Linked DNA regions of Homo sapiens: regions 1 and 3 are each linked to region 2. The links are chromatin contacts, found by Hi-C or POLR2A ChIA-PET in ENCODE. All regions are on one chromosome and are shown on one strand. Each heading gives the region's core, a stretch centred on a gene start or an enhancer-like site at or near the end of the contact. The rest is flanking DNA. Distances are from core to core; before and after follow the strand shown. Region 1 holds the start of ZMYND19 (zinc finger MYND-type containing 19). Region 2 holds the start of ANAPC2 (anaphase promoting complex subunit 2). Region 3 holds the start of SNHG7 (small nucleolar RNA host gene 7).

Region 1 (4,430 bases), core at 943-3,442, 400 kb after region 2:
GCAGGGTCTTCGAGCTAACAGACATGGTCCACGTGACACAATCACAAACATGAGAACATTCCATTTGCTTTCAAGAGGAGCTGGCAGCTGGGGTGAAAGTGAGGAAGACCACTGTCGCCAGGCCATGTGGGCCACAGTGGGCTCCAGTGGCAGCAACAGCCAGGTTCTGCAGGGCCACGGCTCGAAGTGGGGCTGACGGCTCAGGGCTCACAGGCCAGCACCAGTTGTCCACTTGTGGGGCCGCCTGCTCTTGCAGCACAGGGGAGAGAGCTCGTTCCTCGTGACCCTCCTGGGCACTGACCACGAGCATCAGGGGAGGGAACAGCCATCCTTACTTACCTCAAAGGAGTAGCTCTCCACCAGCGGGATGTCCTGCTCATCGATCAGCGTGTATTTGGTCTGGAAGTTAACCACATGTTTCAAATCATTACATTTGGGATCTGCGTGAGGTGCAGTAACCTTATAACCAGAACAGGCAGGAGCCTGTTGCATTTTCCTGTGAAGTGGAAAGTAACTACAGGCCTCTTCAGACCAAGACAGCTCAGCACATGGGGGCCTCATTCCACCGTTTGGGGTGGTGCAGTCTACGACAAAACACAGGCAGACAGGTTAAAAGCCAGCTGCCCACTTTAGTCTGCGCCAGAGGAGCTGGTATCAGGCTTCATCCTCGCAGGGCTAACCCCAACAGTGGCACTGAACATTCAACGCACCAATAAACCTAGGCAAAGACTGTTTCACTGAGCTGAGGGAGGGGCCGGGGCTGAGGCAGAAGAGCCAGAAGGTTTTGATTAGGGTGTGTTTATTAAGCTGAGCTACTCACTGATTACCCTTTTTAGCTTTTTGTCCATCTGAAATGTTCCAAAGAAAAGCTGTAAGGGATGACAATGCCATCATGGGTGGAGTTAGAAGGGGTCTCTGGTCTCCGACCTGACTGGAGAGCCCACCCTTCCCTGGTGGAAAAAAGCCTCCTCCCCAGCAGGCCCTGCCTATGCTCTTGCAGCAGGGGCAGGAAACAGGAACAGGTCCCAGAACGGGCCAGTCTCCCTCTTGGCAGTTTTTCTTCTGGGATCTGAACCTGTTTTACCTGACGCCGCCTGACACTGCCTCGGCTCCTCTCTCCCACCAAAAGCCGCAGCCGCTGGTGACGGGAACAGGGCTCCCATCCGGGTAAGGACCCTGGCTGGTGCAGCTGCACAGGTGGCTCCGAGAAACCGCCAAGCCTCAATGCCCACAGGTGCCATGGAATCCCCAGCCTCAAACGTGGAGCGTGGGGGCCAAGTAAGAAGAGAAGTCGAGGAAGGCCCTGAGTCTGCAGCATCAGGGCCCAGGCTTCTTCCTCTCTGCTCCGAGTCTGAGGCTCAGCCTAACGTGGCCAACCCCTGGCAGCGTTAAAACGAGCCTGAAGCCCTGCTGAGAACTGGGAGGCACAGAAGAGCCCACACCAGACCCGCCTCGGCGAGAGGTGTGGAAGTGGCGCTGCCTCGGAAAGGGCGCTGTGTTTAAACCGTGTGGCCGCACTGGCAGCCCGGACGCCGCGCTAGGCCCCGGATCGCCGACACCACTGGGAGGGCTCCGGGAGAACGCGGCTCGGGCTCGAGCCACGCATCTCCGCACCCGGCTCGGGACAGGGCCGTGGCCTCCACCTCCGGCAGGGCAGGGCCGAGGGTGGCCAGGTGCACCCCAGAGCCGAGGGGTGCGTGCCCGCCGGCCTGCGAGAGGAAGCTGCACCCGCGCGGGGCCAGCAGCCGGGCCCGCGCAGCGTCCCCCGCCCCGCTGGGGCCCATCCCGGGCTCCGCGCCCCCGCCCCGGCCGCCGCCCGCACAACCGCCCCCGGCCCCGCGCGGAGGCCTGGACGGGCGAGACGGGCCGGGTCGCGGGCTCCGCGCCGCTCACCTTCCCGGCCACCCGGCCGAGCCGCACGATACCCAATTTGAAGTCGGTCATGGCCGGGCCTGCGCTCTCGGCCGGCAGCGCCGCTCCCTCGGGAGGCGCCGAGCGGGGGCCGGGGCGAGGCCGCGGCGCGCCGGGACAGGACGGGACCGGAGCCGGGGTCGGGGTAGCAGCCAGGCGGGCTCCGGGCGGGACGAGGCTGGGCCGGGCTCGGGCCTCCGCCGCCGCCTCGCGCCCGCCGGACCTGCCACGCGCCGCCGCCGCCGCCGCCACCGCCACCGCGCGCACCACAGCGAGCGGAGCGGAGGGGCGGGGCGCAGCCCCGGACACACCCCCCGGCCCGCCGCCGCTCGGCCAATGGCTAGGCGCGCACGGCGCCGACCGGCGCGCGCCGCCCCGCAACAACCAATAGGAGGAGGGCGAGTGCGCCGGCGCTCTGGGGAGCGGGGCGAGCGCGGGGGAGGGGCGAGGCCGGGGGCGGTGCCTGCGCGCGCCGACGTCAGTTTCGCGGGAAGCTTTGTGCGGGCAGCGGCGCCGCGCCTAGAGGGGCAGTGCGGAGTGTGGCTGGGGACTCGCGCCGGGTCCGTGGAGCTCTGCGAGCTGGCTGCTTTTCGCCTCCCTTGCGGTAGCCTCCGTAAGCTGTTTCCCGCCGCCGTCCTGGCCCCGAGCGCGGAAGGAGGAGGTGGACGGAGCTCGTGCGGGGCCCTCTGGGCGGGCGGGGAGCGGGCGAGGCGGGCTAGGAAGAGGCCGTTGCCGCGGGACGCGGGTGTTTCTGGAGAGACAGCGGACGCCCGGCCCACGCGACCCGGAGGGCGCGGCCTCCCGCGCAGCCTTCTCCGAGCCGCCGGCTCTTCAGCCTCGGGGGCGGCTGACCTCCAGAGCAGCCTGGTCCAAGGCGTCTGGAAACGGAACTCCAGTGAGGCCCATTAGGCTCCGCGGGAAAGCCGAGACCCGCTCAGGGAGGGACTGGGTACGCCGTGGTGGGCAGCGTGGCTCCCCTGCAGCCTGGAGCGAACGGGGCTAGGTCCTGCGTCCTGCTCCGCCGGTGTCCAGTCGCCCGTGAGGAGGCCTCACCCTGCCTCAAGGGCGACTCCTGCACCTGAGGAGCTGCACAGGCTCCTTTCTGGCTTGCTGGGTTCCGTTTTCTTTTCTTGCTTTTTTTTTTTTTTTTTTTGAGTCAGAGTTTTGCTCTGTCACCCAGGCTAGAGTGCAGTGGCACGATCTCGGCTCACTGCAGCCTCTGCCTCTCGGGTTCAAGCGACTCTCCTGCCTCAGCCTCCCGAGTAGCTGGGACTACAGGCACGCGCCACCATGTCCGGCTAATTTTTGTATTTTTAGTAGAAGTGAGGTTTTTCCATATTGGCCAGGATGGTCTCGAACTCCCAACCTGAGGTGATCGGCCCACCTCGGCCTCCCAAAGTGCTGGGATTACAGGCATGAGCCACCGTGCCCCAGCCTGCAAAGGGTGTACATGAGTGAGCCCAGACGTTCCATCTCTGGGTCCCCTGGTACTTGCCAGTACCCCAGACACCCTAGAGGACTGAAGGGGCTGATGAGTCCTGGCCTGCCTGAGACACACATTGGGGTTCAGGCTGGGCCTTGCTCAAAACATGCCTGTCCGACCGCGCGCGGTGGCTCATGCCTGTAATCCTAGCACTTTGGGAGGCCGAGGCGGGCAGATCACGAGGTCAGGAGCTGGAGACCATCCTGGCTAACACGGTGAAACCCCACCTCTACTAAAAATACAAAAAAAAAAGCCGGGCGTGGTGGCGGGTGCCTGTAGTCCCAGCTACTTGGGAGGCTGAGGCAAGAGAATGGCTTGAACCCGGGAGGCAGAGCTTGCAGTGAGCCGAGATCGTGCCACTGCACTCCAGGTTGGGCGACAGAGCGAGACTCCGTCTCAAAAAAAAAAAAAAAAGTACCTGCCCTACCAATCTCAACCTCATGGAGTTGCAAGGGTGTGATGAGATTATGAGCAACTGCTTTGTGAAAAGAAGTGGAGCTTGGTGGGTGCTCCCTAGGGTAGTTGAAAAGCACTGGTGTCATAGTCCAGGTTCCCCCAGAGGTTGACTTGAAATGGATTCGAGTCCAAATTTTGTCCGGGCCTGGTGGCTCATACCTGTAATCCCAGCACTTTGGGAGGCCGAGGCAAGTGGATCACCTGAGGTCAGGAGTTCAAGACCAGCTTGGCCAACAGGGTGAAATCCCGTTTCTACTAAAAATACAAAAATTAGCGGATGTGGTGGCACACACTTGTATTCCCAGCTACTTGGGAGGCTGAGGCAGGAACATCGCGTGAACCCAGGAGGCAGAGGTTGCAGTGAGCCAAGATTGTGCCACCACACTCCAGTCTGGGCAACAGAGTGAAACTCCGTCAAAAAAAAAAAAAAGTCCAAATTGTTAGCTTGAGAGAAGACCCCAGGAGACACCAGCAGGAGAGTAGGGGTGTGAGGCAGGGAAGGGGGTGCTACCAGTCCAGTTACTGTAGCAGGCGCTTGTGTAGGAACCATCCTCAGAGTCCCTCCCCGAGGGCCAGGGGA
Region 2 (4,383 bases), core at 553-3,052:
AGTCTCTGGTCTACAGTGACAAAAGGACTCAAGAGGAGGATGAGAAAAGTTGCCGTGTAACTTTTGCAGGGATGAGCCCAACAGAAGCCCTTCACGGTCTCCCTGACCCCTGCCAGCAAAAGGAGCACTCCTTTAGTCCACCTTTAGTCCACCTAAGACCTCTCAAGTAGCTGCATGGCTACACCCCCGTTCAATGTGACAAAACCACCACAAATGGCCAAGGGTATGACAATTGCTAGAGAACTACAACAGGACCTGTCTCTCACAACAAACCCCTCTCCTCTCCAAACTAACAAGAGACTGCTTGCCCTCACAGTGACCTGATCTTCCTGGAGAGAAGCAGCAGCAAGCTTCTGTTCACAATTACAGGGCAAGGAATGTCGACGAGGGTGAGAATCATTCCTCCCCAGGATCGACAAAAGGCACAGTGGAATTCTGCAGAGTCCAGGAAGTTTGGAGTTGCTAAGAAATTTGCTGCTGCAGACACAAGCCACATAGGGCCTTACCAGGGTCAAGGCATGAATCTGTGGGACTGAAGGTGAGTGACAGAAGAGAGACACCTGTGTCCAGGACACGCTGCACAGGAATCCCTGGGACTCTCTCTCTGTCATGTTCCTGGTTATCAGGACGGCTCACCAGCTTTCTGCTGAGGCCAGCTGGACCCAGGGGAGCAGCGGGGAACCAGAAGGAGCAAGGGCATGGCCATCGGGACAGACTACTCACAAGACCTGGCTGAGCTGATGGAACTGCTCCAGAGCCTGGCGACACCAGCACTGTTGCTTGTCACTGCTGCACCCTGCACACAGCGGGCTCTGCAGGAGCCGGTAGTACCGGCGACGGGCATACCGGCTGTCCAGCTCCCCTTCCAGTTCCGGGTCTGTGCCCCCTTCCCCCTTCCTCTTACTCTGCATATAGACTCTCAAGAAGCACCCATACAGACGCTGGATCATCTCTTGGAAGGTTCTGGGGGTGCTAAAGAACAAGACTCCGCGCAACATAGTGTGGACTTCTTCTCGCAGCCCCTGAGCACCAGTGCCCATCAGCAAGCCCAGGCGAGTCCATTTCTCCAGCAGCTCTAGGCTACGCAGGTAGGGATCCAGGCGGCTCTCCAGCAGGCCAAAAGCGTCAAGGAGTAGCAAAAGGCACTGGGGCTCATCCGCAGAGTTCTCGCATTGGGAGATGGCATTCCAGAACTCAGGGGAGATGTTGGCCTGCAGATCGTTCTGCAGCACCTCCACGAACCACTCCTCCAGGACCGAGTGTAGCCCGTGGCCCCTCAGAACCTCCACCGCCGCCCGGAGCTCCTCTTCCTTTGGCGGGACTGCACCGCTGGTCCGGGAAGACACCTGGGGTGCAGAAAACCGTGAGGCGAGGGGAACACAACATAGAGGTGGGGAGAGGCGGGGAAGGGAAGAAGCTGAGGGGGAGGCTGCAAAAACTCCGCTGCCCCCTGTCCGTGCTGCCCGGACGTTGGGCCGAAGCTATGGAAGGGCTGTCAGCGGAGCTGAACGAAACGAAACGGAAAGGTGGTGGAAAATGGCAGGACAGGACAGAGGCGGATGATGGACAGAGCCGTATGAACCCGAGGGTAGCGGCCCCAAAGCGCGTACGGTCCCGGAAACTCCGCGCGGGGCCGCCCCTCTCTTCCCAGGCCTCACCAGCCCCAGCGCAGCCGGCGGCACCAGGCCGGTGCTCACGGTGTTCCAGGCCACTAACAACTCCTGTCCGGGCCGGGAGTCGCTGTCCCCCTCCGCCACCACAACTGCCGCCGCCATCTGCACCCACCGACTCCGAGATTCGCTCGGCGCGGCGCGCGGCGATGACGCACGTCTGCACGCGCAGCCATGACGCGCACAAGGCGCTCAGCGATGACGCGCTAGTTCGGCGCGCCGTGGGGGAGTCGTGCGCAGGCGCGGACAGCGCTGCTTCCGCGGCGGTTGGGGTGGTGGGGCCCCGGGCGGCGTTGACCATGACCCAGCAGGGCGCGGCGCTGCAGAACTACAACAACGAGCTGGTCAAGTGTGAGCGGCGCAGCCGGGACGGGGAGGTCGGGAGGGCCGCAGGGCCGGGTTCCCGGCTCGCAGCGGGGTGCCCCTGGACCCGCCTCGCTGCGGGCATCGCGCGGCTGAGCAGAGCCCTCCGTGCCGGAGGCCGGGTGTCCGTGGCCCGAGCCCTCGCTGGCTCGCAGGCCCCGCGCCGGGCGCTCGGGGGTGGTGCCTGACTCTGGCTTCCTCGGGTGGAAGGAGGCCCGCCCTCCGCCGCCGCGCTCCTGCCCTGGGCCCACAGCGCCGCCCCTCCCGGCCCCCAGGCATAGAGGAGCTGTGCCAGAAGCGGGAGGAGCTGTGCCGGCAGATCCAGGAGGAGGAGGACGAGAAGCAGCGGCTGCAGAATGAGGTGAGGCAGCTGACAGAGAAGCTGGCCCGCGTCAACGAGAACCTGGCACGCAAGATTGCCTCTCGCAACGAGTTCGACCGGACCATCGCGGAGACGGAGGCCGCCTACCTCAAGGTGGAGCTCGGGAGGCCAGGCCGAGCATCAGGGGATAGGCACGGCAGGGGTGTTGCCACGGCAAGGCGTCAGGACCGGCTGGGGCTCCCGGCTGTGGGCAGTCTGTGCCTCGCTGGCATTTCGGGCAGGGGCAGCGTGGCCAGGCCCATTGAGGAACCCAGGCTGCTGTGGGAGTGACTGTGGGGCTGTCTGTGGGGCCTGGGGCATCCTGGGTCCTGGTCTTTATCCGGTTCTCGCTAGCCATGTGGTTATTTCTGCTCAGTGTGAAGAGCCAGGTCTTGGGCAGAGCACCCAGCACGGGCCAGTGCTAACCCAGCCTGGCTTTGAGGGTGGAGAGGAAGTGTTTTGGGTCAGATTCCGGAGGGAAGAGGGCCCTGCCACCCCGTCTGCCAGTCCCCTTGGGCTTCCGCCTTCCCCCACACAGGATCCCTTGGCTACAGCACCCCCAGCCAGGTCCCAGCACCTGAGTGTGAGGACAGCTGGGGCTTAGGACCTTACCAACAGGTGAACATTAACAACCTTCTCACTTCTCTGGCCCCAGATCCTGGAGAGCTCCCAGACTTTGCTCAGCGTTCTCAAGAGGGAAGCTGGGAACCTGACCAAGGCTACAGCCCCAGACCAGAAAAGTAGCGGCGGCAGGGACAGCTGACCAGACCACGGGCAGGGCCTGCCTCCGTGTGCCCCTCAGCTCAGCCCCAGCAAGTGTGTGCTCAGAGCATCTTTGTTCTTCACGGCAGCAGCTACCTTCCCTCACTGTCTCAGGTGCCGAGAGGGGCAGGTGCCAGCCTCCACTGGCATCAGTGACAAGCCCAGGGCACAGCCCACCCGGGGGTCCTCGCTTCATGCTCACACAGGCTATGGGGATGGTGGGCTCCAGGTCAGCTCTGCAAGGGGCTTGTCTCTGTGGCACCCACACTCCTGCCCTGCCAGGGAGGCTCTGGTTGTCTGAGCACCATGGGGGCCCCCTCACCTTGTCCCTCCTCAGCCAGCAGAGGCCCAGGGCAAGGGACAGGAGGACAGGGGTTCTCCTTCACCACAGAACCCAAACCTCAGGTCTCACCCCTGTGGCCTGTGATTATGAATAAAGATTATCTTTGTAAAGATCCGTGCCAGCCTGCTGCTTGCCCGTATCAACAGCATGGGGCTGCCAGACACCTGCAGAGCCAGAGCCTGAGGCTCCCCCTTGGGAGAGGAGGGAGGAGGGTCTGGAGTGGCCTCCCTGTGACTGCCCCACTAGCCTCAGGGACACCGCTGAGGGTGCCCACCCTCCCCAGGCCAGCCCCACCCTGAGCCCTCCCCAGCAGGGCCGCCGGTCCTCTTCCCCTGACTGGCCCACGGCTCACCCTCCTCTCAGGAGCTCTGCTTGCTCGTCCTGTTCTCTGCCACACCCTGGTGGCCAGCATAGGACCCAGCCCAGAGAGACAGCTGGGGATGCCAAGCATATCCAGCAGCTGCCTCAGATTCAGGTCCCTCTCAGCAAGGACTGGGGGGAGTTCACACCCCCCACCCCCGTCGGTTCCTCAGTTGCAAGTTTTGCTTGGCCTGATGACACCACTGCTGCCACCAGGCCCTGCTGCCCACCTTTCCCTGGCCGCACACCAAGCACTGGCCACTTCCATCCTTCCATGTGCCCTGGGGCCTCTGTTTTGTCCCTGCAGCAACCAAGCATGGCCCGAGGACTGGGCCGATTTGGGAGGCATGTGTTGATCCAGAGGGTCCAGAAAAGAGCTGGGCCTAACCCGACCAGGGAAATACACCAAACTCTCCTTCCGCCGGAGTTTGGCCAGACAGCATCTCTTTATCTCTTTGCTCTTAGGTTTGATCCTCCAGGGAGGAAATGGTGCTTGGGTTCCATGGGCTGTAAACAGCCCCAGC
Region 3 (4,308 bases), core at 575-3,074, 460 kb before region 2:
CACTGGAAGTCCATCACAGGCGAAGTCACCTCCTTCCCGTGTTAAATAACAAGAATGCTTGGCAAAGAATCAAGAACACAAGCGGCTGCCGTTACTGCTATTAACCGAGACGCCAGCAAACCCTTCCCCAGTCCTGTCCTGCGTGATCCTGACACGGTGTACGGCATGATCCAGCGCGTACCTCACCTGACCTGACCGATCCTCACAGGTTCTTAAAACTCACTCATGAAGGCTGCTCCTGGTGAAGGCACCCTCCACCTTCCCACTATCCCTTCAGACCCCTAGAGGCCAGCCTAGCCCAGCGCGAGAGTTAGAAAGCCCACTCACAGGGCCCACCCTCTCTCCCAGATACCAGCGAAGGAAAACAGATGCCTGTCCACAAAACAGGAGTGTGAGACTATCAAACATTCAAACGTTCACGGGGCAGAACGCTGAGCGTAGACATAGCCTCTCTAATCTCTGCCACCTAATGACACAGATGTGACACGGCAGCCACAGCTGCAACGCCTCTAGGGGCAGTGTCCTGTTGAAGACTAAATAATCCGTTTTTACTCCCCTGGAGACAGCTTCTAGCCTCAATGTGAACACAAGACCGACTGGTCCCTCCAGTCACTTAAGATGTTGCACAGGAGGGCTTAGTTACATTGGAGGATTGACCCTGTTCCAGCTCCAATGCACCAACTTACCCAACACCCCACGCACGTGTCATCTCCAGTGAGCAGACGTCCTAGAGAAAAAAAGAAACCGCAATTTTGTATAAATCTTGCAAACACCACAGAGGAGCATCACATAAACACTGCGTTTTTTGGGAGGCCGAGGCGGGCAGATCACTTGAGGTCAGGAGTTCAAAACCAGCCTGGCCAACACGGTGAAACCCGTCTCTCTAAAAAAAAAAAAAAAAAAAGTTAGCTGGCCTAGTGGCTGGCGCCTGTAATCCCAGCTACTCTGGAGGCTGAAGCAGGAAAGTCGCTTGAACCCAGGAGGCAGAGGTGGTAGTGAGCTGAGATCGCGCCACTGCACTCCAGCCTGGGCAACTGAGACTCTGTCTCGAAAAGAAAAAGACTGCGTTTTGCTGCATCTGGTCTCCAGGAAGGCGGACCAAAGAAGCTCCCTGCCACCAAAAAGCTCACTGTCACAAGGGCCGTTCTAGAAAAATCCGACCCATGTTACTCTCTCCCCTTACTCTACGCTTAATTTGCGGGAGGGGAAGTTGGAGTTACAACACAGTGGCCACGAAACGCGGGCTGCTGATCCCCTGCAGGTATCAAGGGACCAGGACCACGAGGCGGAATGCCCACCAGACAACCGAGCAGTCCTCCTCCCGCCAGAACAGCCTCCCGCTGAGCAGCCACAGTGACAAGGAAACCACCTGACGCAGCATAAGAAATCAATTTTTCAAAGATGCCGACAAACATCTTCCCACAGCCTGAGCGACTCAGGGAAGCAGCGGCAGGAGCGGAAGGGTCGTGGGTGAACGGGGTGCCTTTCTCTAAGATCCGAATTCGCGCACTCAGCTCTCACCAGGCTTCCCGAAGCTTCCTGGCTGGAAACCGCGCAGGGCCGGCAGCGCCCTCTCCACCAAGGGACACACCAGCGGCGCCTCCTCCGCGGCCCGGGCCCCCATCCCGCGGCTCGCGCGGCCAGGACGCCCCAGGTCGGAGCCTGCCCCCACCCCGCACCCGGAGGCCAGCAGCCCAGTCCCCTAGGCCGCGCAGCGCCAGCGAGAGCGAGGCTGCAGGGCGAGGCCCGGTGAGGCGCTCGAGAACTGGCCGGGAGGAGAAGTCAGGCGGCCCACCCGCCACGGCAGCCTCCGGCGCACGCAGAGGACGAGAAGGGAAGCGCCGCGCCTTTTATAGCGCGTACGGCGGCCCGCAAGAGTCAATCCGCCCCGCCCAAGCAGCGCCCCCCAGCGGTCCCCGGCCGTTCAGCTCCCCGCGCCCGCACGTGGGCGCTGCTCAGTGGCTGGCGGGCGGGCGTGTGGGTTCGCCACGCAGAGCAGCGGCAGCGCCGTGACCCGTGTCCTGCACCGCGACCGCCCCACGGGGCCAGCAGCCAGGGCCGCGCCGTTTCCGACCCGCCGGGTGCCGGGCACGCCACGGACACGCGCGGCTCCCCGTTTTCGCGGAGGATTCCCAGGCCGGGTCAGGAGGACGCTCCACGAGCCCGTGGGTCCCGGTGGTCCCAGCCATTGGGGCGGCTCCCGTGACTGTCGAGCAGCGCCCACCCCGGGCAGCATGGGGCTCCCGCGACGCGCTCCGTCCCTTCCCCACCAGGGGCTCTGCCGGTGTCGGCCATGGGCGCGGGTACACACCAGGCGCCTAATGAGTGCTGAGGCGGGCGAGGGTCCCGGCAGGCGGGATTACCGCGGCCAGGCCTGACTAGCGCCCTGTCTGCGCTGTGTCCTGGGACCTCGGTCACCGCGCAGGGCGGGACACCGAGGCCTCGCGGCCAAGCGACTCGCCGCGGTCGCCGGGCTGCGAACGGTGGAGCCGCCGGGACTCGGACCAGGACGCGAGCTCCAGAGCAGGGGATGACAGGCCTGAGCCGCAGGGGCCGGGAGGAAGGCCGCGCTGCTGTCCTGGGGCTGGGCAGCCTCCGCATTGCACAGCGCAGACCGCTCTAGCCTTAGGCCTGGAGGGGACACCAGGAGATGAGGCTTCTGGCTCAGCCTGCTCTCTGCAGCCACAGGCAAAGGCCAGGAAGGCCGGGGTGCGGGAGCTGGCATAGGAGCTGGCTCCAGCTCGGGTACTGGCTTAGAGGGAGCAGGAGCTGGTGATAAATTCAACTCAAATTTTCATTGCCTTTGCAAAGCCAGAAAACACCCCAGGGCTCCTAAGAAAAGCCCCAGCGCAGGACCCCAGGACACTTTGCAACTGGGCTGCAACTGCGCGGTCTGAGGCTCCTCCCTGTGTGGCCCCACCAGCAGGCTGGGTTCTAGCTCTGGTGTTGGGGCTGGAGCTGGCACCACAGCAGGCTCCACCTCCAGAGATGGTGCAGGCTCTGTCCTAGCACTGACACGGTTGTTGGAGACAAGCTGGCTCTGCCCCGGGGACCGATGCTCTGGAGCTGCCTCTAGCTGTGTTGCTGTTGCTAGTCTTTGCCCTGGGAAAAGTGTCAGAGCTGGTCCTAGCTCTGGATATGGTGCTAGAGCTGGTTCTTGATTGGATTTCGCTCTAGAGCTGGCAGGAACTCTGGCTCTCGTTCTGAAGCTGGTGCAGGTCTGAGATGGCTGTAGCTCTGGAGCTGCCTCTAATTCTGGTTCTGGTTGTGGAATCAGCCATCGCTTTATATCTGGTGCCAGCTCTGGCTCTGGAGGTGGTGCTGCAGCTGGCCCTTCCTCTGAACCTGGCACTGGCTTGAGGTCTACACCTGGAACTGGCTGAAACTCTGGAAGTGGTTTTGGAGCCGGTGCCCGAGCAGTCACCGGAGGTGGCACCAGATTTGGTGATAGAGCTGCCTCTGTTTCTGGAGTAGGTGGTAGAGCTGGTGCGGCAGCTGGAGTGAGATCTGGAGTTGTGCTGGCTGTGGCCATAGTTCTTGAGCTGGTACAGGAACCCGCACTGGTGTGAGCCGCGGTGCTGAAGCTGGGCCTGTAGCTGATGCTGGCCCTGGCTCTTTTTCTGAACCTGATGCTGATATTTGGCCCTAACCATGCAAATGGTTTTGGAACTGGTCCTGGCTAGAGGGCGGATGCTGGAGCTATAGTGGAGCCGGCACAGAAGTGACCAGAGCTGCCCCTGTCTCTGGGTGTGCTGCTGGAGCTGTTGCTGGAGCTGGCTCTGATCCTGGAACTAGCACCCGAGTTGTAGCCGGAGCTGGCTCTACCTTCTGAGCTGGTGCAGGAGTTGGCTGTAGCTCTGTAGCTAGTGAAAGCTCTAGCTGTGGAGAGAGGGCAAGAGACATCTCCTCCTTCAGAGATACTGAGTCCATTGCACCCGACCCAGCACTTGCTCCATGCTGCGGGGTAGATCTACCAAGCACTTACTGAAACCAGTATGCATAGCCCCGGAGCAGACCATGACCTGCTGAGACCCAGGAGAGGACCTGAGCCCCAGCACCTGAGAGAGGAGCTACCCCATGACAGTGGGGTACTTAGAAGGTGGAGATGTCACATCCCCTGCCCCAGGTCACATGACAGAGGTCAGAGGGTAGGTAGATGGCACTTCTGTGCAGGTCAGCCCAGGCTAGGTGCGGTGGCTCACGCCTGTAAGGCCAACACTTTGGGAGGCTGAGGCGGGCGGATCACCTGAGGTCAGGAGTTCATGACCATCCTGGCCAACATGGTGAAACCCTGTCTCTACTAAAAAT

Evidence for each region. A loop is a pair of places that touch in the nucleus more often than their neighbours do. ChIA-PET counts read pairs that join two places held with the same protein, here RNA polymerase II (POLR2A). Pooled maps may share reads with other maps.
Region 1: a loop to region 2 is called in a pooled map, with 8 times the contacts of the local background. The contact joins the promoter of ZMYND19 here to the promoter of ANAPC2 in region 2. A Hi-C loop is called at or near these places in 6 of 50 pooled maps.
Region 3: a loop to region 2 is called in a pooled map, with 6 times the contacts of the local background. The contact joins the promoter of SNHG7 here to the promoter of ANAPC2 in region 2. A Hi-C loop is called at or near these places in 6 of 50 pooled maps. POLR2A ChIA-PET finds 5 or more read pairs at or near these places in 3 of 52 experiments (CD4-positive, alpha-beta T cell, WTC11 and activated B cell).

What each region holds. Positions count from the first base shown.
Region 1 is chr9:137,588,320-137,592,749 of GRCh38, forward strand. ZMYND19 (zinc finger MYND-type containing 19) reads right to left here and starts at 2,193. Exons shown (of 6, transcript NM_138462.3): 1 at 1,894-2,193; 2 at 340-399. The coding sequence starts at 1,944. LOC124902318 (a long non-coding RNA gene) reads right to left here. Exons shown (of 3, transcript XR_007061885.1): 3 at 2,720-2,789. RefSeq lists enhancers at 1-238, 239-756, 1,279-1,328 and silencers at 1,599-1,648, 1,699-1,808, 2,089-2,478, 2,669-2,738.
Region 2 is chr9:137,186,758-137,191,140 of GRCh38, forward strand. It overlaps ANAPC2 (anaphase promoting complex subunit 2), which reads right to left and starts at 1,803. Exons shown (of 13, transcript NM_013366.4): 1 at 1,659-1,803; 2 at 724-1,346. The coding sequence starts at 1,775. It overlaps SSNA1 (SS nuclear autoantigen 1), which reads left to right and starts at 1,919. Exons shown (of 3, transcript NM_003731.3): 1 at 1,919-2,021; 2 at 2,309-2,508; 3 at 3,050-3,609. The coding sequence starts at 1,970. The coding sequence ends at 3,157. RefSeq lists an enhancer at 1,711-1,930 and a silencer at 1,961-2,310.
Region 3 is chr9:136,726,360-136,730,667 of GRCh38, forward strand. It overlaps SNHG7 (small nucleolar RNA host gene 7), which reads right to left and starts at 1,825. Exons shown (of 5, transcript NR_024543.1): 1 at 1,522-1,825; 2 at 687-727; 3 at 1-57. LOC124900276 (cuticle collagen 2-like) reads right to left here and starts at 1,825. Exons shown (of 5, transcript XM_047424334.1): 1 at 1,522-1,825; 2 at 687-727; 3 at 1-57. SNORA17A (small nucleolar RNA, H/ACA box 17A) reads right to left here and starts at 520; the gene lies at 388-520. RefSeq lists silencers at 1,573-2,252, 2,406-2,575 and an enhancer at 3,023-3,172.